2 separate regions of the Mus musculus genome follow, and region 2 is linked to region 1. Evidence: chromatin loops called from intact Hi-C (ENCODE). Cell type or tissue: heart. All regions are shown on one strand. Links, peaks and the distances in the headings refer to the core of each region. The heading gives the core; the rest is flanking DNA.

Region 1 (5,397 bases), core at 276-5,275:
CCATATCTAGCTTTCTAGCTGTTTAACACAACCTCCTTACTATCCTATATTTGATCTTGCTCAGCATACCTTCATTATTAAATGTATATTATAATATACAGAACATATGAAAATCCACATACGACCTAAACAATAATTCTTATTCTTAGCATTTAGTGAATATATTTTATATGTATCCTGCTGTGGCTGTCACACAAATGAGTAGACACCTTTACATTTTAAAACTATTTGTATAGCACATGACTTTATGTTGAATGGAATTTTACAGCCTGCCAGAATTAGATTGTGCTTCGAACACTCAATAAAACACATTCACTGTGTCCAATATTAAATCATACAATGTTTAAAATTAATTATTCCCTTTTAATTGCATTATATAAACAGAAATGACCTGTTAATTTAAAGAAAATCTATCAGCACAAAATGAATTCAGTCCTATAAACAAGCAAGATGAACTTGACCTTGTTTGAACTTGTTTTGATGTGGCCCAGATGGTAGGCTACATGCTTGAATAGCGGCCTAAAGCAGAGGAAAAACTCATATAGCCAGATCTAGATTTATAGCCTCTGCAAATTCCTACCTTGTATTGTCCTTTCAGCATCTGCTCTCCCTCCGCTGCGGTCAGCTTCTATCTCAGGGGTCAGGGAGTCTAAAAGCACAAAGAGTTAAGAAAGGACATAGATTTCATTTGATTCCTATTGTCTTTTAAAAACAAGAGCTACCTGTTCACTTGATACAGAATTAAAACCACGTAAGTCTCCTCTTTTCAAGATTTAACAGAATGGTAATTATAAGAATTTTCGGAAGGTGTAGATAGATAAAGTAAAATTGGACATATGATAGACTGAAGTAGGGGTTCTTGGATTAATCTTGCATCCTTTTTCTGTAGAAATGAATTTTGAGAAGCAGAAAAGCAATGCCAAGTCCCAGATAATGAGATCAAATCACACAATGATCAAATCACCTATCAAATAGCGCATGAGACCTAGACATATACACACTCACAAGCACATGTCAACATTGTCCTTCCTCTAATGCAAAGCAAAGTTGCGTATTCAAAAAAAAATGCATGTTCTCACCATTTAAGACCCGGAGACTGTCCGCTGAAGCTGCCTGTTTCAGTGTCTGCTCCGCTTGCTCACGGCGTTTTGTCTCAAATTCTAGTGCCTCCTGCAGTTTTCTCTTTGCTTTCTTTTCCTTCTTTAGCCTCTTTTGAACTATGGCTGGAAAAGAAACCTGCAAATTACTTTTCTGGTCTGTCATGATGCTGATTTACAAATGGTCAATAATCCTCATAGTATTTATTTCTCCTTATAGACCAGAGTCTGGCTACAATGAGGAAACCCCAAGTCCCAACTTCACCTTAAATTATCCCAAAGAATATGTTCATAAAAGCCAATTCTATATTTAACCCTTAAATAACTACAAGAATGGCTTAATTGTCCTATGAAGAGATAAATTTAACAGATGGTACTAACTACAGTAAATTTTGTGTTCACTGATACAGGGAGCTTGTTAAAATAAACGTTGTGGCTTAGTCTCTGCTTAGAATCAGTTCACTGCAGAGTACACTCAATAGTGCATATTTTTGTGTGCATATTATACAGCACACACAATAATGCATCCTGATGTATGTGTGTCCCTCATCTCAGGAGGCCGTACCTCTACAACTGCTGCTGAAAGAAACCAAAAAGAAAAAAAAAACCAACAACTAGATTTTTAATAATTATTCCTTCTGATTTTATAAAATAGAGAATATTGCATGTATATGAGGAATGACATAATTATGTCATTCATATGTAGAAGTAGTCATTTTAACATAATTATAATATCAACATAATCAGCAATATTATTTTTTTCTAAAATTGATTCCTTCCTGGGTAATACTATAGCATATTTCAAGGAAACATATTATAGCTTCATTTTGTTGAAGTTAGAGTATATATCAAATCTTCCTTGAAGTTATAATGTTCGACCGACGACATGGTTTCGTATGAAAAAGTAGAGTATGATACTGAAGTTGGTTATGATACATTTTCTCCCATGAGATGATTAGAATAGTGGTGCCTAATGCTAATCAACAAATAATAACAATATGAACAATCAAAATGTACATCCATAGATTAAATGGTTTTTACTCTGTCTACACCTATGTAGATGGACTTAGGAAGAAATGGAGGCAAATGTTAATTCTTTAAAAATTATCTATCTGGATAATTAAAAAGCACTCTGGATGTTTGACATCACTGTGACAAATTTAATCTTTGAGCTATAAAGGGAAACGGCTCTGTGTCTTGCTACCCACTGAAGAGCAATGCATTTACTTAATTTCATATTTAATAGGCATGTAAAGGTAGGAAAGTCTTCTAGTAAATATTTAGTCTCAGTTTCTATTCCCCATGTCTCATTTGTATCACCATTCGGTCTACCTTGATGGCAGCCCATTAACCCTTGAGCTCATTGGCTTTTGTATCATATATCTCAAATAATTTTACCCCTAATGGGCATTGACTACATTGTTATCTATGAAATAATTGGCACTGATTCAAAATAATGCTAATTTTCTTTAAGAATGAAATAATATTTTTATTTTACTGTACTTGTAGTTTCTTTTTCCAAATGTTATATTAGTATTTATCCATGAAAAGATCTAGTAGTTTTGAAACAAGTTTATAAAGAGCACATGATCATGAAACATGAATACGCAGCACTGAGCCATTTACCATTTAATTTCCTCCTATATGGTTGCCTGAAATAAGATTGAACCAGTTGTCTGCAGGATAACACACTTATAAGTAGATACATTTATAGTGGGTAAGTATGAATAATTATTATTTTCAGCTTACTGTTGGAAGTTAATTAAATGGGAGGAGATTCAAGGTGTGATCTGTGGATGTTTTGCCCTCTAGTGGTTAGAGGAATAATACTGAAGGTAAAACTTGGTCTTACTAGACTTGCCAGTCTCCAAAGGTTATTTTAGAAATGCTACGGCCTATCATTTAATCTTATATGAATCTTCTTCAGGCTAGAAAAACGGTAGAAACATGGCTCTCTCATCAAAAATGGTTCCACAGATTCACCTCTTTGCTCAAACATCCTCATTCACTTCACACACATCTATTATCATGCTTGAATTATTTTAGTTCTTAAATCTATGCATACTCATTATTTTATACCATGTTATATACTGAATGAGTGTTATGTGATGTATGATGATGTCTCTAAAAAGCTGAGTTCAGAAACCTACTAGATATTGATTTATAACAACTAATGCAATAACTGTGGAAATTCTAAAACAGAAACAATGATCTTTAAATGACCACCTCAAAGATGAAAGGTGGACAGTTGAAGAATCTATAATGGATACTTATAAAATTAAGGAAAGAGAAATCAACCTTTTCTACAGATCTTGTGAAATCATGTAGCTGAATCGAAGGAGAGATTGGCTGTCATCGTCAAATTCATGTAAAAAATAAATACACAAATATGAATGACCTTCAAAATTATTTATCGATGACCAGTAAAATATTGTAAAAGAAACAATTTGCAGATCAATAATGCCATTATTTTTATCCAATAAGAATTCACTTTGATCTGTACTTTATGTACTTGACCTTGTTGAATGAAAATGAAGCATTCAGAAGGAAAATCGTACAAACACTTAACTTCAGTCATTTGCTCAGATATTCATCAAGCTTCCATGTCAGTTGATAAGTATCTCACCAAACCTGTTTTGCTTGAATAATCAGTCTTTTCTATTTTAGTTTTATGACTTTAACTCCTGAGGTTTTTCAAAGAGCAACTGTGAGTGAACACAACATTCTTCTTCAGAGTTCTCATCTTATCAGAGCCCATTCTTATCGTAAGGAATATGAATTCATTAAACCCTATAAGCAAGGAAAACTATATGATCAATGATATGGATAGATATACCCAATCCTGAGGTAGAAAACAGAAGATAGTATGGACTTTGAACATTCATAAATACAACAGACTTGGGAATCAAGTACTATTCTGAGCTTTGTTACAGGCAACGTAGCAAAAATTAAAGTAAGCAACCAAACACAGAACAGTATTTTTATGTCAAATATTTCACTTAAACTTTTGGAATTGTGTGGACTTTCCCAGGTACCTCTGTTCTTTTGTTCCATGGCCAGCTGCTTCTCCAGTGTTTCTCTTAGTTCTCTTTCTCTTAAAAAATCCATCTTCAGCTCTGTTTTTTCCAGTTGGACCTGCTTTTCTTGAGCTCTGGCATTGTCTATGGCAACTTTCAAGAGGCCCTGGACAAAGAAGGTATTCAGCATAAGGATATTTTGGTATAAAACCCATTTTGTTAGTTATTTGGATGTATTCAATTCCTGCAAACACAAATGCATAAATACAACAATTAAAACAAACTAGAAAACCTTCTAAGTCTAATTAAACTATTTAGAAAGACAAGTATTTATGGTATGTGGGTTCATTGGTTTGAAGTAGACTATTTAGCTTTTGAAAAAGATAATAAGTGTCACACCAAAGCATACTATAAAATACAAATGGGAAAAGTTGCAGGCAACAGTTCTACAGGAGCCATCCAGCGTGGCCTGGTAGGCTGACAGCATCTTCAAATTCATGCAACCATTCCCCAACAAGGACACACCCTCTAAAACTTGTAGGGAATTGCAGGCTGGTCTCCAGTTGAGCTGAAGTCTGAACCCTGATGGTCATAATTCACCTTCATGACATGGTAGGCGTTCCCTCATGATCCTGTAACTCTGGCCCCTGCCTAAATTACCACCTCCCACAACCTGCACAAGAGAAGCATGGTAGGTAGTCATGTAAAAGCAATGGCCCACGCTTCTGACCTTCAGGCTAAACTCCTCTCCAGTTACCTAGCAACAATAAAGTCCATAAAAGGGGCTTTTAGGCCCCCACCTTGCTCTCTTGCTCTTACTCCTTTGTTCCTTTACCTCTCACTTCTCTCACTTCTCTCTCCTCTTTCTCATTGTCTTCTTCTTTCCTCTCCTCTCTCCCTCTTTCTCTCTCTTTCACTCTAGCCTTCTCTCCCTCTCCCTCTCCCTCTCCCTCTCCCTCTCCCTCTCCCTCTCCCTCTCCCTCTCCCTCTCCCTCTCCCTCTCTCTCTTCAATAAAGCTCCTAAACCAGAGTGTCTCTGCTCCATCAAGATCCACTGCAACACTCTCACCAGTGTTGGGAACCTCTTTCCCTATTCCCTCTCTCCAATAACCCCAGGGCTACAGGGTATGGCCTCGGGGTCCCCCGCTGTGTGGGTCAGGCATGCTCACCCTGGGCTGAGTGGAAAAGTGTCTAGCAACTCTGCCTGCATCCACCTGCCCAGAGCACAGGAACTCTGGCCAGATGATAGGTCCCTTTTCCTCCCCAACTTCTCCCCAGGACCT
Region 2 (5,397 bases), core at 283-5,282, 500 kb before region 1:
TTTACACAATATTCCACATTTTAAAGATTGATGAGACTCTTTCTGTGCCTATTAATTCAACGAGAAATATCATTATATTATTGCTCTTCAATCTAAAATGCATCTCTTATTATTGAGATAAATAAAACACTTTTAAGTTGATTTTGCTATTAAGGAGACTAGAATGTATTGACCTCTTTGAGTCTAATTAAATAACAAACACCAGTATATAGGGTGAAATCATGTACAAATCTATCTTCCGCACAAGTTTTGCATTCAAAGAAATAGAGATGTTAAAAAGTGAATACAATACTTATTTTTATTAAAAAAAAACCTGAAGCATATCTTCTCACTTCTTTGTCATTGAATTTCACATATATACATATATGTACACCTTCACATATATGTATATGTATTTATATATGTATATATAAATTTTAAGTTATTTTCAATCCATTTAAAGAATATTTCCCCTGGACAAAAACACTGTTAAAGATCCATGAACATTTAAGTAAGGCAATGTGAACACATGCACAGGCTGCATGAAAAACCTTACGTGATTGATAACAGATAACTGTATTGGATTTTTGGAATAAATTGATTAAAAGACACAAAACGCATTACAGTCATTCACGGCTTGAGGCTTTATGCTGTATTCCATTCGGTTCCATGTGTGCTTCTCATGATTTATTGACAGCTGCTATAGATGGTTCTTTATTTGGTTCTTCATTTTCAACTCATCCCAACCTTGGTCAAACAATGCAACCTCCTGCATTTTTTCAATATTTTCCTAATATCTCAGCTCATTTAATTCTATTGATCCACTGAAGAGTATAATGGCATTGAAACTGGAATTACTAGCACCTCCCTACCCCGGTGCTAAGAGCTTTCCTATTGAGTCTGTGGACCATCACACGGAATCATAAAAGTAGACAAAAAAGTAGAATGACCTTTACCAGCTACTATTGTACTGCAAGAATCCCACAAACCTCAGAACATCATTTTCAATTTTATGGCACTGTTTTCTTAAATAATAAGAGAAGGGGGAAAAAAGGAACAACTGACCCCTGTTCAGCATTTACTTAAGCAGAATTGGCATTAATAGAGTATTCTGTCAAAAATTCAAGCTCAAGAAAATGTATGGCTTTGTCCACAGCAGTAGCTATCTTAGCAGATTGCACTGTCACCGCCTCACACAAAGCGCATTGCAACACCATTAGTGGACATAAATAATGCACAAGCTCTTAGGCAGTACTCAGCTAAGTGCATGGAAACCTTGGGCTCCTGTTGTCAGAAATTCAATGGATTAGTACCTAGATTTATTTTAAGTCTGTAAAGCACTTTGTTCTTGACAGCGTTCAAAGTAGAAAGAGTGCTATCCTGAATGTGCATCTTAATACTGTCATTCCTGTCTTGTAAGAGTAGATGATATATGGGCTGCAATATTTCGTTTTAATATTTAAAGTTTTCGCTGTGCAGATGCAAAGAAATATATTAATAGCTATCTGCTGTTACTTTATTGATCTAGGAAAGAACAAAGGTAACCTGTAAAATTTCAACTAAGGCTAGTAAAATGGAGACATTACAATTGCATTGAACTGAAATAAATACTGATGCAATAATCCTTAAACATCATATTTAGAAAATTGGGGAAATCTGGCATTTATTTCTTTCTCTCTTGGTAAATATCGTATAGCAGAGTTCATTTTAAAGACAAATTTTAGCACAGTTTAACTTAATTAACTGCCTTCAAATCATGCTTTCTTTCCCAAAGTTAGGTGATTGTGTGAGCTAACCCTCCACTGTGGAAGAACTTTTCTGAAGGTTACTAAGAATTGCTGCCCTTTGACTTCGTGTTGTAAGCAGTTGCTGACTTTAGATAAGTTTAGGAGTTAAGTCCCAAAACTTTCAGTGAATTGAAAGGATAAATATATTATTGAGTTCATTTAAAAAAAAGCACCTTTCCTTTGTGTGACCTAACACAAGAATAAAGCTATTTTATATCAAGTTTAATCTTTCTTCTCTATGAAGGCATAAAATCTTATTTTAAAATAATAAATTTCTTTTCATTAAAACTATATGATATATTAATTCCAATCCAAGTGGTGAATATTCACATATTGAGTTAAAAAACATTATCAGGATGTAAGACACTAAAGGAAAAGAGAAAACTAATGAATATGTTGATATATTCAAGACACATTTATTATGGTATATGCTTGATGTATGTTAAGAGAATCTATTTAATCATATGACTTTTATATCCTTGTTTTTGTAAAACAAATATGGGATTGTGGCTGCTCATTTTATTCTAGGAAATTCATTATTTCATAAAACAGATATGATTAGATATGTTTGTTTCTGTTATTTCAGTACACAATTCCTCAAATACACCTATAAGAGGATCATTATTTTTCTCCAAACAGAATGTACTGAAAAACCAGGTACCACTGTTTCAGGATAACTAGAATTGATCAAAATGTGAAATGAGCCAATTATTGATAAATAAAATAAAATAATTCTATAATGAGCAAGTAAAATCTTCAGCCTTGGAAATTCTTTTACTTTAGTTAGAGCAGCTTACTCTGCTAAGCGCTGTCAACAAACAATTTGCATATTCTTATCAATAGGTGGCGCTTTCACCCTTCTTCACAGTTTACTCTGAATCCTTGTGGAATTCTATACACTTATAAGAGAGCAAATACTTCAACTATTTCTAACTTTGATAGATACTCTCAAGTCTTTAAATTTCACATTATTGCTAGCCATTTTGTTTTTCTTTGATAAATAATCCTGTTTGAACATTAGTGATTATGCTTAAAGAAAGCCTGGAGTTCTTTTCCAAATATAAACATTTTAAAAATTATTATTTGCTTTCCTGAACTATTTGGTTATTCCCCACTTACTCCATGGGGAAACTTACAGAATGTCATGTTATAAAATTCCTAGTATAGAGTAACTCTACCAGTTTCAGTATTTTGATGAATATAAATCTTAAGTGAAAAAAATTGCCAAAAATATTCAAATGTAATCACATATAAACCACTGTAATATAATGTAAGAGTACCTTGTATAAATAAGAAAACCCGGTCAAACAGACATGTCTAAAACATAACTATATTTAGAATTTTATATGACTTTATATTTAGTCATACTGGATCTTTGCAATTCAATCAAGTCTGAGCTGTAGGGTTATTTAGAATCTTTCTAAGTGGCAGATAATAGTCTTTTGCAACTTGGAATAAGAAGAGTCTTTAAAATATTCTTTCAGATCACATCTTTATAATTTTATACTAAAATATCTGTCTATAAAATGATTCCCTTCAATAAAGCATAGACTCAAATATTTATATACACTGCTAAATTTCTAATGTCAATTAATGTACTATAGTACCACAGTCTCTATTTATGATTACTTAAAATATGACAAGTGTATAAAATATAGGTGAATATGATAATTTTCTGTTTAGAGCAACAGTGTTGGGATTAATAAAACATTCTATATTGATAAAATAAACATCAGAGTCAAGTGATACTGTATATTATAATGCTCAATTAAACCATATAATTCCTTCACCTGATTATTTCCCTCAGATTTAATTTTCCTCACTAATCCTCACTATATTTTTAATTCCATATTGTTCTGCTGTGTCAAATGAAAAATTTTTATGTTACATATATATCAGCATCAGAGAAGTGTAACGTTGCAAAGTTGAGTCATTATAAACACTATGATCTTTCTTGCGTTGTGAAGCCACGTGGTGTATTTGTATGAACTGAATATGAAAATTTAATTATTCTGTCTAAAGCATACAACGTAATTCAAATTATAGTAGTGAAAATAAAAACTAAGTTTGAAGATTAATTCATCTTCATAAAAGAAATCTAATCATGTAAGTTACCAGTAATTCTTCTTGTAACTGAAAATATTTTAGTGATATCAGCCTCTTAGTATAATTCTTTCTGAAAATCTATGATGACTGTGAAAGTGGACTCCACCATTCCCTCCCCCCAAAATCTCAAACTGATAGTCTTGGTTCAATTTGCATGTTCACGCTTCATCACTTCTTTTTCCCATAAGACAGAAGTAGATAATAAGAAGTTCAAAAGGAATTTCATTTTTGTTTTTTTTTTTCTAAAAATTATAGAGTCTTCTAGAAAAATACAGTTTTGAATTAGTCTTATATTTAAGAGATTCTGTTGACATAATATTACCTTTTATATATCTTAATAAATAGGATTTCTTATACTTTGAAGGTCTTCTGCTGTAAGAACAAAGCCCTCTATGTTGTGATGTAAGGCCTTGGGGTGTTTATTATACATAGGCTTACGCTTTAAAGTGCATCACTGTTTTGCAACCCTATGTTTTACATATATAGAGCCTGACATTATTAGATAACATTATAAGATGGATCTTGTACAAATTCCATCCACTCCAAATGGAAGAGGATCCCTGTAACGTAGATAAATGTCAAGCATCAGTAGTCCTATGCTTAAACAGTCTTGAAGAGACAAAAACGGATATGATAGGCATAGCCCTCCATTATCAAGACAGCGATGATAAAGTACAACACTTAAGAGATTTTACTAACAGTTTAAGAGTTCTGGCACAGCGCTGACTGTGTATAATGAGGCTTCTAAACGTTCAGCTCACACAACTTGCATTTGAAGAGATAAAATACTTTACAAACTCTATTTCATTAATCTTCACAATATCTCTGTGAAGAATTATGAACACCAATCAACAGATTACAGAGGGATGGCATTGAAATGTTGAATGAATTCCCAGTCCTCTAAGAGAAAGCCTTGGAGATTCTCTTTACAATGAAGTTATATCTTTAATGCCAGCCTTCCAGACCAAATTAATGTGTTAACCCGCAGAAAGAATCAATATGTTATACTTTGTTCACTAGAAGAGAAAGTGAAACTTCTCCAAAATCACAATCTTAAATTTGATAATAGGTTAAAGCAATATTTTATTGCTATGTTATAAGAACATTCAAAAGTATGTCTTCTAAGAAAAGCATTGCACAGTGACTCTTTTCCAAGGCTATTCTAGTGGCCACATTAAAGCCAGATAACAATTTTAATCTTGCAGTAAATTAGTCTAATCATATTATTAAATAACTATTCAAGGGATTTTAACAGCACATGGTTTGCGTTGTATTATTAACAGCTCTTCAAAGGGCCCACAACATTATCACCATCAATAAATTGTTATTGACCACTTACTGTGGATAGCTTGAGTTTCGAAAGATCACATTGCTTCCAATTTGTTAAGCTAATCTTTTATGGATTTATTTTCATGTTGACAAACCAACTTCTTGTTATGTCCATAGGGCAAAACTTAGTCTTGGCACCCAAAATTTTTTTGATTCTTTTTAACAAATGAGCCTTTAAATGTGTTTGATAACCTAT

Evidence for each region. Hi-C counts contacts between places; a loop is a spot of excess contacts. Peaks named below come from ENCODE experiments on the same cell type or tissue, not always from the same donor. Only the 100,000 strongest peaks of a DNase experiment are listed, where the experiment ranks them.
Region 2: a loop joins it to region 1, with 3 times the contacts of the local background. A loop is called at or near these places in 3 of 42 quality-filtered maps.

What each region holds. Positions count from the first base shown.
Region 1 is chr14:97,827,162-97,832,558 of GRCm38, forward strand. It overlaps Dach1 (dachshund family transcription factor 1), which reads right to left. Exons shown (of 12, transcript NM_007826.3): 9 at 4,133-4,280; 10 at 1,080-1,223; 11 at 581-649. Among named protein-coding and RNA genes, the nearest start is that of Gm25831, 140 kb to the right of the region's middle. In heart, for the core only: a CTCF peak has its summit at 2,906 (motif pointing left); no DNase peak of the experiment used is centred there.
Region 2 is chr14:97,328,974-97,334,370 of GRCm38, forward strand. No RefSeq gene overlaps it. Among named protein-coding and RNA genes, the nearest start is that of Gm23276, 5.0 kb to the right of the region's middle. In heart, for the core only: a CTCF peak has its summit at 2,616; no DNase peak of the experiment used is centred there.